Linked DNA regions of Homo sapiens: region 2 is linked to region 1. A link is an interaction called in ENCODE POLR2A ChIA-PET data of the cell type or tissue named here. Cell type or tissue: MCF 10A. All regions are shown on one strand. Links, peaks and the distances in the headings refer to the core of each region. The heading gives the core; the rest is flanking DNA.

Region 1 (5,285 bases), core at 723-4,722:
CTTGCTCCTTTACTTCCTTCAGGTCACTGCTCAAATATCCTCTTATCAGAGTGGATTTCCCTTAACAACTTTTTTTTTTTTTTTTTTGAGACAGAGTCACCCTCTGTCACCCAGGCCAAAGTGCACTGGCGCAATCTTGGCTCACTGCAGCCTCCACCTCCTAGGTTCCAGCAAATCTCCTGCCTTAGCCTCCAGAGTAGCTGGGATTACAGGCACGTGCCACCATGCCGGATTAATTTTTGTACTTTTAGCAGAGACGTCGTTTCACCATTTTGGCCAGGCTGATATCAAACTCCTGACCTCAGGTGATCCGCTTGCCTTGGCCTCCCAAAGTGCTGGGATTTACAGGCATGAGCCACCGTACCCAGCCCCTTATCAATTTTTACAAATACAAACTTCTGCAACTCACCCAACCACCCTCACACACAGCATTCCTATACTCCTTGTCCTACTTCATTTTTCTTCAGAATCTGGGCCACCAACTAAGAGATATTTATTGGTTTGTTTACTGCCTGTCTGTCCAGACATTAAGTTCCACCAGGTCAACAATGTGTACATTCTATTTCATATGCCTAAAATTTACAGAATACCAAGCACATAGAAGGTACTCAACAAACATTACTAAAAATATAAATGAATAACAGTAACTGGAGATATTCCCACAGTGAGTGTTAGCAGCAAAAAAAGGGCAGCTCCACATGAAGATCAGAGCATTAGCTAGAGAATCACAGATCATGCAAAGTCCCACAAGTCCAGCAGACTCCCAGAATTACTTGGGACAAGGGCTGTAATACCAGAAAAGCAGGTAAGAGAAAGGCCATAGAAATACTGTTTTGTGGTAGTCACAGCCCTGATTAAAAAATAATAATAATAATAATAATTAATTGGTAAGAAAAAATAACTTTACCACAGATAAACCAGAAAGACACCCTCTCAACCAAGTGATCAAAATATCACCAGTATTCTAAATTGGTAGGCTTATGCAATAAAAATGAGAAAAAAAGTAATAGTAATATCACCAGTAACTGCACAAATAAATATCATATGCTTCCTAATACGATGCACTAAGAACACTATATAACTTCCGTGGTATTCCGGCCAAAAGCATATAACCCAAATCTAATCATATTAGGAACATTCTGTAAAAACAAACCAAAATAAAAAAAACTGGACTATATATTTAAAAATGTCTATGAGACAGAAACTCAAGGACTGTTCTACATTAAAGGTGACTAAACAGACATGACGATTAAATGCAATACATGATCCTGGCTTTGATTTTGTTAGAAATGACATTGTTGGGACAATTGGCAACATCTGAATACAATCTATATAAATTAGATAAAACAGCATTTCATCAATGCTAACTTCCTGACTTTGATAATTATGTGGTTATGTAAGAGAATGCCTTTTTTTGTTTGTTTGTTTAAATTTTGAGACAGTCTTCCTCTGTCGCCCAGGCTGGAGTACAGTGGCACCATCTCGGCTCACTGCAACCTCCACCTCCTGGGTTCCAGTGATTCTCCTGCCTCAGCCTCTCGAGTAACTGGGATTACAGGTATAAGCCACCACGCCCGGCTAATTTTTGTATTTTTAGTAGAGATGGGGTTTCGCCATGTTGGCCAGGCTGGTCTCAAACTCCTGACCTCAGGTGATCCGCCCGCCTCGGCCTCCCAAAGTGCTGGGATTACAGGCGTGAGCCACTGCACCCGGCCCTTTGCTCTTAACAAATACATACTGTCAGCCAGGCACGGTGGCTCATGCCTGTAATCCCAGCACTTTGGGAAGCTGAGTCGGGTGGATCACTTGAGGCCAGGAAATCGAGACCAGCCTGGCCAACATGGTGAAACCCCATCTCTACTAAAAATACAAAAATTAGCCAGGCATGGTGGCAGGCACCTGTAATCCCAGCTACTCGGGAGGCTGAGGCAGGAGAATCGCTTGAACCTGGGAGGCAGAGGTTGCAGTGACCTGAGATTGTGTCGCTGCACTCCAGCCTGGACAAGAGCAAGACTCTGTCTCAAAAATAAAAATACAACTATGAAAGAAGAAGCTACAAAAAATTGATAGAATATAAATTTTTTAAGAATGTTTTCTATCAGACTAAAATAGTCAACTTTTTCCTACTTCTGAATTTTATTTAAAAACTAGAAATAATTTTTAAAAATTTAAAATTAAAAAAAAAAAACTGGAAATAAGGCCTGGCACACTGGTTCATGCCTGTAATCTCAGCACTTTGAGAGGCCGAGGCAGGCAGATTGCTTGAGGCCAGGAGTTCAAGATCAGCCTGGGCAACATAGCAAAACCCTGTCTCTACCAAAAAAAAAAAAAAAAAATTAAAAAATTAAAAAATTAAAAAAAAACAAACAAGAAACAGTACCATAAAATACAATACCAGAACACCGACCTTTAAAGAAACACTGATTTTCATATAGCATTTCTATTTTCATTATTTAAAATTTTTTTTTTAATTAAGATGACTGGGGGACCAGGTGCGGTGGCTTACGCCTGTAATCCCAGCACTTTGGGAGGCTGAGGCAGGCGGATCACTTAAAGTCAGGAGTTTGAGACCAGCCTGGCCAATATGGTGAAACCCCATCTCTACTAAGAACACAAAAATTGGCCGGGCGCGGTAGTTCACGCCTGTAATCCAACACCTTGGGTGGCCAAGGCGGGTGGATCACGAGGTCAGGAGTTCAAGACCAGCCTGACCAATATGGTGAAACTCCATCTCTACTAAAAATACAAAAATTAGCCAGGCATGGTGGCTCGTGCCTGTAATCCCAGCTACTTAAGAGGCTGAGGCAGAATAGTTTGAACCCAGGAGGCGGAGGATGAAGTGAGCTAAGATAGCACCACTGCACTCCAGCCTGGGCAACAGTGCGAGACATCATCTCAAAAATAATAAATAAATAAAAATAAAATAAAAAAGAACACAAAAATTAGGTGTGGTGGTGGGCGCCTGTAGTCCCAGCTACCCAGGAGGCTGAGGCAGCAGAATCGCTTGAACCTGGGAGGTGGAGGTTGCAGTGAACCGAGATTGTGCCACTGCACTCCAGCCTGGGCGACACAGTGAGACTCCATCTCAAAATAAAAGAAAAGATAACCTGAAAAATAGCATCCATACTTTGATGATTTAGCATTATTTCAACCGAAACACCATGAAATATTGTAGAACCACCTTAGTACAAATGTAAAAGAGCCACAGTCAGCCATTTCTAAAAAGAGAGAAAAGAAAGCAACATTACCTTCATGGACTGTAATGCCACAATTGTCACACTGAATTATTTCATCAGCGTCCTCACTATTATCTCCCAGACAAACACAGCAAATCAGAATATGGTCCATTTTTTGAGAGCTCCAGTTTTGACTCTTCTCAAGAATCAGCGAGTCCTAATATTAAAATATTAACATATATCAGAAAATCACATTTAAAGTAAAAAAAAAACTTAATCACTAAAATTCTTTATTACTTAAACATTATTATATGCATTTCCAAATGTATGCCCCATTTTCCATTCTTTTATTAACTTCAAAGTACATTATATTTGAGAAATATATACTTGACCTCTTTATCAAAGAACCCTGTAAGCACCCTCTTATTTAATTTTTCACTTCTCTGCAAGCTTCGTATTCTCTCTCCTCTAGGATATGAAAAAGCACGCATGCAACTAACTACTGTTGATCTGCTTTGCTATTCTGCTTTGCCCCTTAAACTAGGAAAAACGAAAAATGAATCCACAAGTAATCAAAGTAATCATTGATCCTATACATGTGTTTTAAAAGCACAAGACATGATTCTTACACTTTAGGAGCTTATAATCCTACCTAGAGAAGACAAGACGCACATATACAAAATAGGAAAAAATCAATTCAAAATAACATATAAGCAAGTATGTATGTGATGGCACACTTAAGGACTCTATACTCCTTAAGTACCGGGAAATTCAGAAATTCCAGCATTATCAAACTACTGTAAGACAGATCCATGAGAGCCTGCGTAGGTATATGAATACACAGAGATACAGAAAATAATCTAAAAAAGGATCCAGATTGACTAGCTGCTAGAAGGGTCAGAGAACTCTATTAAGTAGGTCTCTATCAAGAAATATCCAGTGTAAACTGGTAATAAATACATCTAGCTAGTGATACTATAAAAAGAGAGGATGGGCACAGTGGCTCACACCGGTAATCCCAAATACAGTGGGAGGTTGAAGCAGGAGGATCACTTGAGGCCAGGAGTTTGAGACCAGCCTGGGCAACACAGTGAGATCCTGTCTCTACAAAATATTTTAAAATTAGCTGGGCGTGGTGATGCATGCCCTTAGTCCCAGGTACTCAGGTGGCTAAGGCGGGAAGATCACTTGAGCCCAGGAATTCAATGCTGCAGCAAGCTATTATCTCGCCACTGCACTTCAGCCTGGGGGACAGCACAAGACCCTGTCTCAAAAAGAAAAAGTATAGGAAGACGTATTAATAAACTAATATTTAAAAGATAAAATTTCAGAAGAGGGTCTGCTTGTTTGCATTTAAACCTTCTGCATTATAGATTTAAACTTTAAGTAAGTTAAGAAAATGATTCTTGCATATTTAATAGATTGTGCTTAACATTACATATAATAAAAGATGGCACTTGGGTCCATACATTTTTATTTATGAACCTAACAATATTCAGAAATAAATTTAATAAATTAGTTTCATACAATACACAATATATATTTTTCATAAATATGTTTTATTATTTTTTATATTTTTATATTCTTTTAAACTCAACCAATATCCAAAAGTAACATTTGGAGCCATCATTTCAACAGCAATTTGTAACTGACACTTGAATACACTTGAAGGTCACAATTAATAATTCTTCCAATATACTTTGTGTATAACATCTAAAATTGCGGCAGATTTGTAAAACAATCAGAAAAGAATGCAAACATCAACAAGAATATAGTATCATTTCTCTTTAGAATTCTAGTATTTCTAAGTTCTGTATTTTGCTTCTCTGTGTTATAAAACCAAATAAAATAGGTCTGGGGCTGACAAATGGCTGGCAAATAAAACTGAAAACATCCTAAAGAAAACTCATCTGGTTTTACAGTACCAGAGTAAGCAAACAAAAATCTGCCCAGATTTTCATACTACTAGCCATGCTTCAAAGTTGACTTGAAATCAAACATTCCTAAGTTTCTTTCTCACCTCTCGCTTATTCCCTACTGAACCTCGAAGCTGTAATTTCTTTATCTGCAAAATGGCGATAAAAATAATATCTACTTCAGGAGGTTATA
Region 2 (5,285 bases), core at 538-4,537, 270 kb before region 1:
TTTCTGATATGTTGAAATTTCTGGAACATATTGATAATTTATGAGACCATCTGGAAAGATTCCTTTTTAGTAAATAAAATATCCAGAGCAAATAAAACCATAAAAGTCCAGGAAAAAAATTAATACTACTATTTATAGTTGCAAAATAAACAAAATAGGTTAATTTAGCTTTCAAAACAGATTTTCTCCCCAAATCTTGTTCTTCATAGCCTCTGAACTTTTGCCAAATTCAGATTAATCTGTTCCATATACACATTTATCCAAACAGTATTAGCCTTGTTATTCCTTCTGTGGTGACTATAGAAGCAATAGTGAGAGAGACCTGTAGAATCAAGGTCTTTGTTGAAATGTTCTTTTAACAAAAATCTTCACAACCTGACTGCCATAACCCATATATCCCAGGAAGTTGAGAGAACTAGGGTCTGAGAAAGGTAGAAGTGGTGTCACAGCACATCTTTTGTCATAATAAAATTGAGTGTATTCAATTCTTCTAAGTAGCTTCATTTGAGTACTTTAAAAAATAAACTAGATGCTATCTAAAGGGCTCTAAAATATGCTCAAAGGAGAGACATAAGAAACATATATCCTAAAGAAGTGCGCAGACAGTGAGGTTGAGAATAAGAGACACTCTGACTTGAAGTGCAGGAAAGATTACCATGAACTGAAATGATCTGAGGAGGTTAAGAGGCCTTTGACAGGGATAGGCATTGAGAAGTGAACCTCAGAAGTGAAAATTAGAGGCAAGGAAGAGAATAGCATTTTGCAAGACAGCTAAAGTTGGTTGGAGTACAATGTAAAATAAATGAAAGGAAAATCAGATCAAACATCTGTGCCTTAGTTTATGTTGTGAAATATCTCGAATGCCAAGCTGAAGACCCTGGATATTATCCTATCTGCTATGAGGTAATATTCAATAATTTTATGCAAAATGATGAGAATATACTGGTTTGATAAGATTCTGAGCTAATGAAATCAAAGGGAGGAAAAGAGGATATAAAATACACAATAAAGCAAGCACTAGCAAAATGGTGGCTCTAGTTGAGGATTAAGGATGAGGGTTGAATCTGAATTGGAATGAAGGTACCAGGCCTGGAAATTTAGAAGGACTTCAGTATGAACAAAAATACAATTAATATGGATATTGCAAGAGAAAACCAATTTGAAAGAATCAAATGCTAAATTCCATTGCTAAGTTGATAATAGTATTAACAAGACATCAAGACTGTGTAAAGGGTTGTGGAGTTTGAGTTTTCTGATTTGCTAACTTTACCACATGTATTAAGGCATTAGAGCAGTATGAACAGTCAAAATCATTGGAAAGTTGCTTATTATTTATTGGAACTATTTATTACCTTGAATCACTGCCTGATTTTAGCTTAAATAACTTACTACGAAGTGATTATTCAGAGGTGATCACAAATATTCCAAGTAATTGGGCAAATGAAAATATGCCAAAGCAAAGAGACTACTACTAAAGGCATTTATCCTTAGCAGATATGCATTTTTATTTTTATAATAAAACACCTGAACTAGTTGTTTTATTTTGTTCTCATTGATTGGAATGCATCCTTTGATTAGACATAATTTTTTTGATAGGTATGATTCACCTTGATCTTGACTTTTTAAAAATGTAATCAGCAGTTCTCCAAAACTCCATTCTTATTCCGTGTTATTTATATATGGTGTACCCAAACATAGAAACTGAGTGAACCAACAGCACATTGACTGGTGCGGAATTTGTTGATTCCTTTAAAATAATTTATACATTTAACCAAAATTATTGTTATGAGAAAAACCTGGGCCAGGTGCAGTGGCTCACACCTGTAATCCCAGCACTTTCAGAGATTGAGGCGGGTGGATCACCTGAGATCAGGAGTTTGAGACCAGCCTGGCCAGCATGGCGAAACCCCGTCTCTAATACAAACACAAAAATTTGTCCGGCTTGGTGGCAGGCACCTGTAATCCCAGCTACTCAGGAGGCTGAGGCAGGAGAATCGCTTAAACCGGGGAGGCAGAGGTAGCAGTGAGCCAAGATCACACCACTGTACTCTAGCCTGGGCAACAAGAACGACACTACATCTCAAAAAAAAAAAAGAAAAAGAAAAAGAAAAAAGAAAAAGAAAAACCTGGGACTATAAAATCCCCCTACCCCCACAAGCTGGGAAAGAGCCAAGCAACCAAAGAATGACTCAGACAATTCCAGCTTGACCAGATGAGTTTATCAGGACTTACATATAGGGCTGCTGATGGCAGCAGGACAGCTCTAGAGATCCACCTTTTCTCTAAGCTACCTTTAAGCTAATTTTGTGGCTCTTTGCCTACTGTGTATGTGTAATGAGGCTGTTTTCCCTGGCATGTTCCCAGCTATGCCCCAGGATGTTTGGGTTCTCAGGGACATCCACTCTTTGACTGGGCACCATGGCCTTGGCTCACTGCCCAGTCTTCATTAAGTAACCTGGTGGGAGACCTGTCACACTACAATTGTTGAGTTCTCTCCATATTATTTTAAACACATAATCCTCCAATAAGAAATACATAAGGACTTGATTTTTAAGAATGCATTTGGGAGGATTGGCTTTTATTTGACCACATACTCAAAAGTAATCACTTATAACAGATTGAAGTATATTTTTCTTTTCTTTTTTCTGTTTTGCTGTTTGCTATCTAAAATTGTCTACTAAGTTCATTGTTTTTTTTATTTTTATTTTTTTTAGAGATGAAATATCACTATATTCCCCAGGCTGGTCTCGAAATCCTGGCCTCAAGTGATCTTCCCACCTCAACCTCCCAAGTAGCTGGCATGAGCCACCCTGCCCACCAAAGTCATTCCTCTAAATTAAACAAGTTTGAACATAGAGATTTGGGAATTTTAAGAGCATCATAGCTGGATTAATGCTTGATAACTCCTTATAGTACATTATAATAGACAAGAAAATTACTTACTTTTTTTCTAACACATCTCTAGACCACAAGTATAATAGAGACGCTACAAACTTTATTCTAGCTTGATTCACTTGGAAAAATACAAGTGCATAAAAGAGTTCTAAGACAAATGGACTACTATTACTACAGCTAGCAGCTATTAGTATTATTTATAATTACTACCCCCTTCTAAAAGGATTTCCTTGCCAAAGAAATTATAAAAGCTACCGATTTTAACTTGTAAGGAGATGGATTTGTGGATATTATGTCTCCTTTTGTCACATCTTTTTACTTTATCCAGCAAAGTAGAGAGAAAAACTAAACTGGGCAGAACAAATAGAACCTATTTGACTTGTATGACAGAAAATTCCCCCAGGTGGAAGCTCCAAAGAGCTATAATAAATTTTGATTTGGAGAAATATAATATTTCATGACAGAAAATATTTCATTTCCCTAAACTGCTGTATTGCACATGCCTATAAGAGAAGAACAAGAAACATGAAATTTTATTGACTGATAAAAACAGGACTGATAGTTAAGATTTGGGGGGTGGAAAGGGAGCAAGCTAATTTGGGAAATGAAGATAAGGCTATAAGTTGTGGGATGATATTAGTACCTACAGTATAGGGGTTTTGAAGGATTAAAAGAGACAACGTATATGAGGTGCTTGTCAGCATCCATGTCACACTGTAGGTATTCCAACACCCTTCCTAACATGCTACCTACTATCACCGCTACCAGTGTTACTTCCATCACTACTAATATATCTCAAGCAATATATTAATCAGAAGTATCTAAGTTGCAATTAAATGACTTTCATTATATTAGAGGTTACCATTCAATCAGAAATCATGCTTTTTTTCCCACCCATATTCATACTTGAATTTAATTTAATATATATCAGGATTACTGGTTTAATCATCATAAACTTATTTGATAATTTTTAATAAACAAAGTCCAGCTTTAATTAGCCAATTTCTCACTCTAAACATTCAATTTTCATTTTTTGAAACAATCAATATTTAATCCCAAAAAGAGTCCCCAGATTGTTTAATGCAGATATGCTGGAGGCGAGGAGGCGATCATCAGGTCACACCCCAATGTAAGTGGGGTTTCAGAAATACTTGTCAGCCAGCCAAGGAGGGGCCAGACTGGAGAGGAATGGAATGTTGGTGGAATGCATAAGTTATAAGGTTACTGAAGTTAACCAGGAATAAAATAAGGATATGTCCAGTTTTGCAAATAAGAAATGAAATAAAAAAATATAATAATACCTAATTTAGGTAGAAATGAAATTTTATCAGCCCTAATTACCCAAAACAAAGCTGGGAACCTGTGCTAGGAAAAAATGGCCACAATGCACAGACACAGAAAGTGGCCCTCAGCCCTTACTTAGAGTCTATCGATTTCCATTTTGCATACAAATCATGCAATCCATCCCAGATTGTAAGACAAATGGTTCAAGAAGAAGGAGAATTTTTAAAAAACACATGAAAGCAGTAAACTATTCTAAAAGCAACAGTCTAATGCCTTTGTTGTGGGGAAAATATATCTTGAAGCATAGAGATACCTCCAGGGAACGTCTTAAGCTGGCATCATCATAAAGATGAGTTGGTTATTTTACAACTCAACAAGAGGGAGAAAATGATTTCTGCTAAATTTCTGAGTGCTAGGGAGAGTCAACAGCAAGAAGGGGCTAATTTACAAGATGGTGGCAGGATAGATACAGAAAGAAGGCGGCTAAGTATTCCAAAGGACAGCCAGAAATAGGAAGGGCCACAAAAGTGTGTAGCCTTGGGAGGGGGCAGAGAGAGAAGCAGAGGACCTGAGAGTTGAGGCAATGCCATGGAACCCCATGAGAATACAGTAATACCTTCTTCATTGGATTGTTGTAAGGATTAAATGATGTATCTGAAGTTGTATTCATTGTTGATTGCTGTGTAACAAATTGCCCCACAAGTTAGTGGTTGAAAAAAGCAAACGTTTATCATCTCAGAGTTACTAAATCCAGCCAACACTCCAAGGGGTAGAACTACACAAAGCATGAATTACACAAGGTGGAGGTCGTGGGGGCCGTCTTAAAGGATGCTGACTACAATTGTATGTAGCAAAGTGCCAGCACATAAGGGCTCAATATATGCTAGCCCCTATAACTATTATCATTCAGAAAATTCACAAAACAACTATTTACTGTCACTGAATAAATGAGGTATTACTGTGCTCAAGTTTCAAATCATGTTCTAAAGAATAAATAAAATGAGAAATACCCAATGATGAAACTCAAGCCACCAAATATTAATCCAGCAAATTATATCTAAACATATAATATTAGAAATAATTTGTATTGGGAAAGGAGGGACAGT

Evidence for each region. Peaks named below come from ENCODE experiments on the same cell type or tissue, not always from the same donor. Only the 100,000 strongest peaks of a DNase experiment are listed, where the experiment ranks them.
Region 2: POLR2A ChIA-PET joins it to region 1 with 5 read pairs; 2 of 35 experiments call an interaction of 5 or more read pairs at or near these places.

What each region holds. Positions count from the first base shown.
Region 1 is chr7:10,988,811-10,994,095 of GRCh38, reverse strand. It overlaps PHF14 (PHD finger protein 14), which reads right to left. Exons shown (of 18, transcript NM_001007157.2): 4 at 3,249-3,393. Among named protein-coding and RNA genes, the nearest start is that of PHF14, 18 kb to the right of the region's middle. In MCF 10A, for the core only: no CTCF peak of the experiment used is centred there; no DNase peak of the experiment used is centred there.
Region 2 is chr7:11,258,715-11,263,999 of GRCh38, reverse strand. No RefSeq gene overlaps it. Among named protein-coding and RNA genes, the nearest start is that of PHF14, 290 kb to the right of the region's middle. In MCF 10A, for the core only: no CTCF peak of the experiment used is centred there; a DNase peak (open chromatin) is centred at 2,399.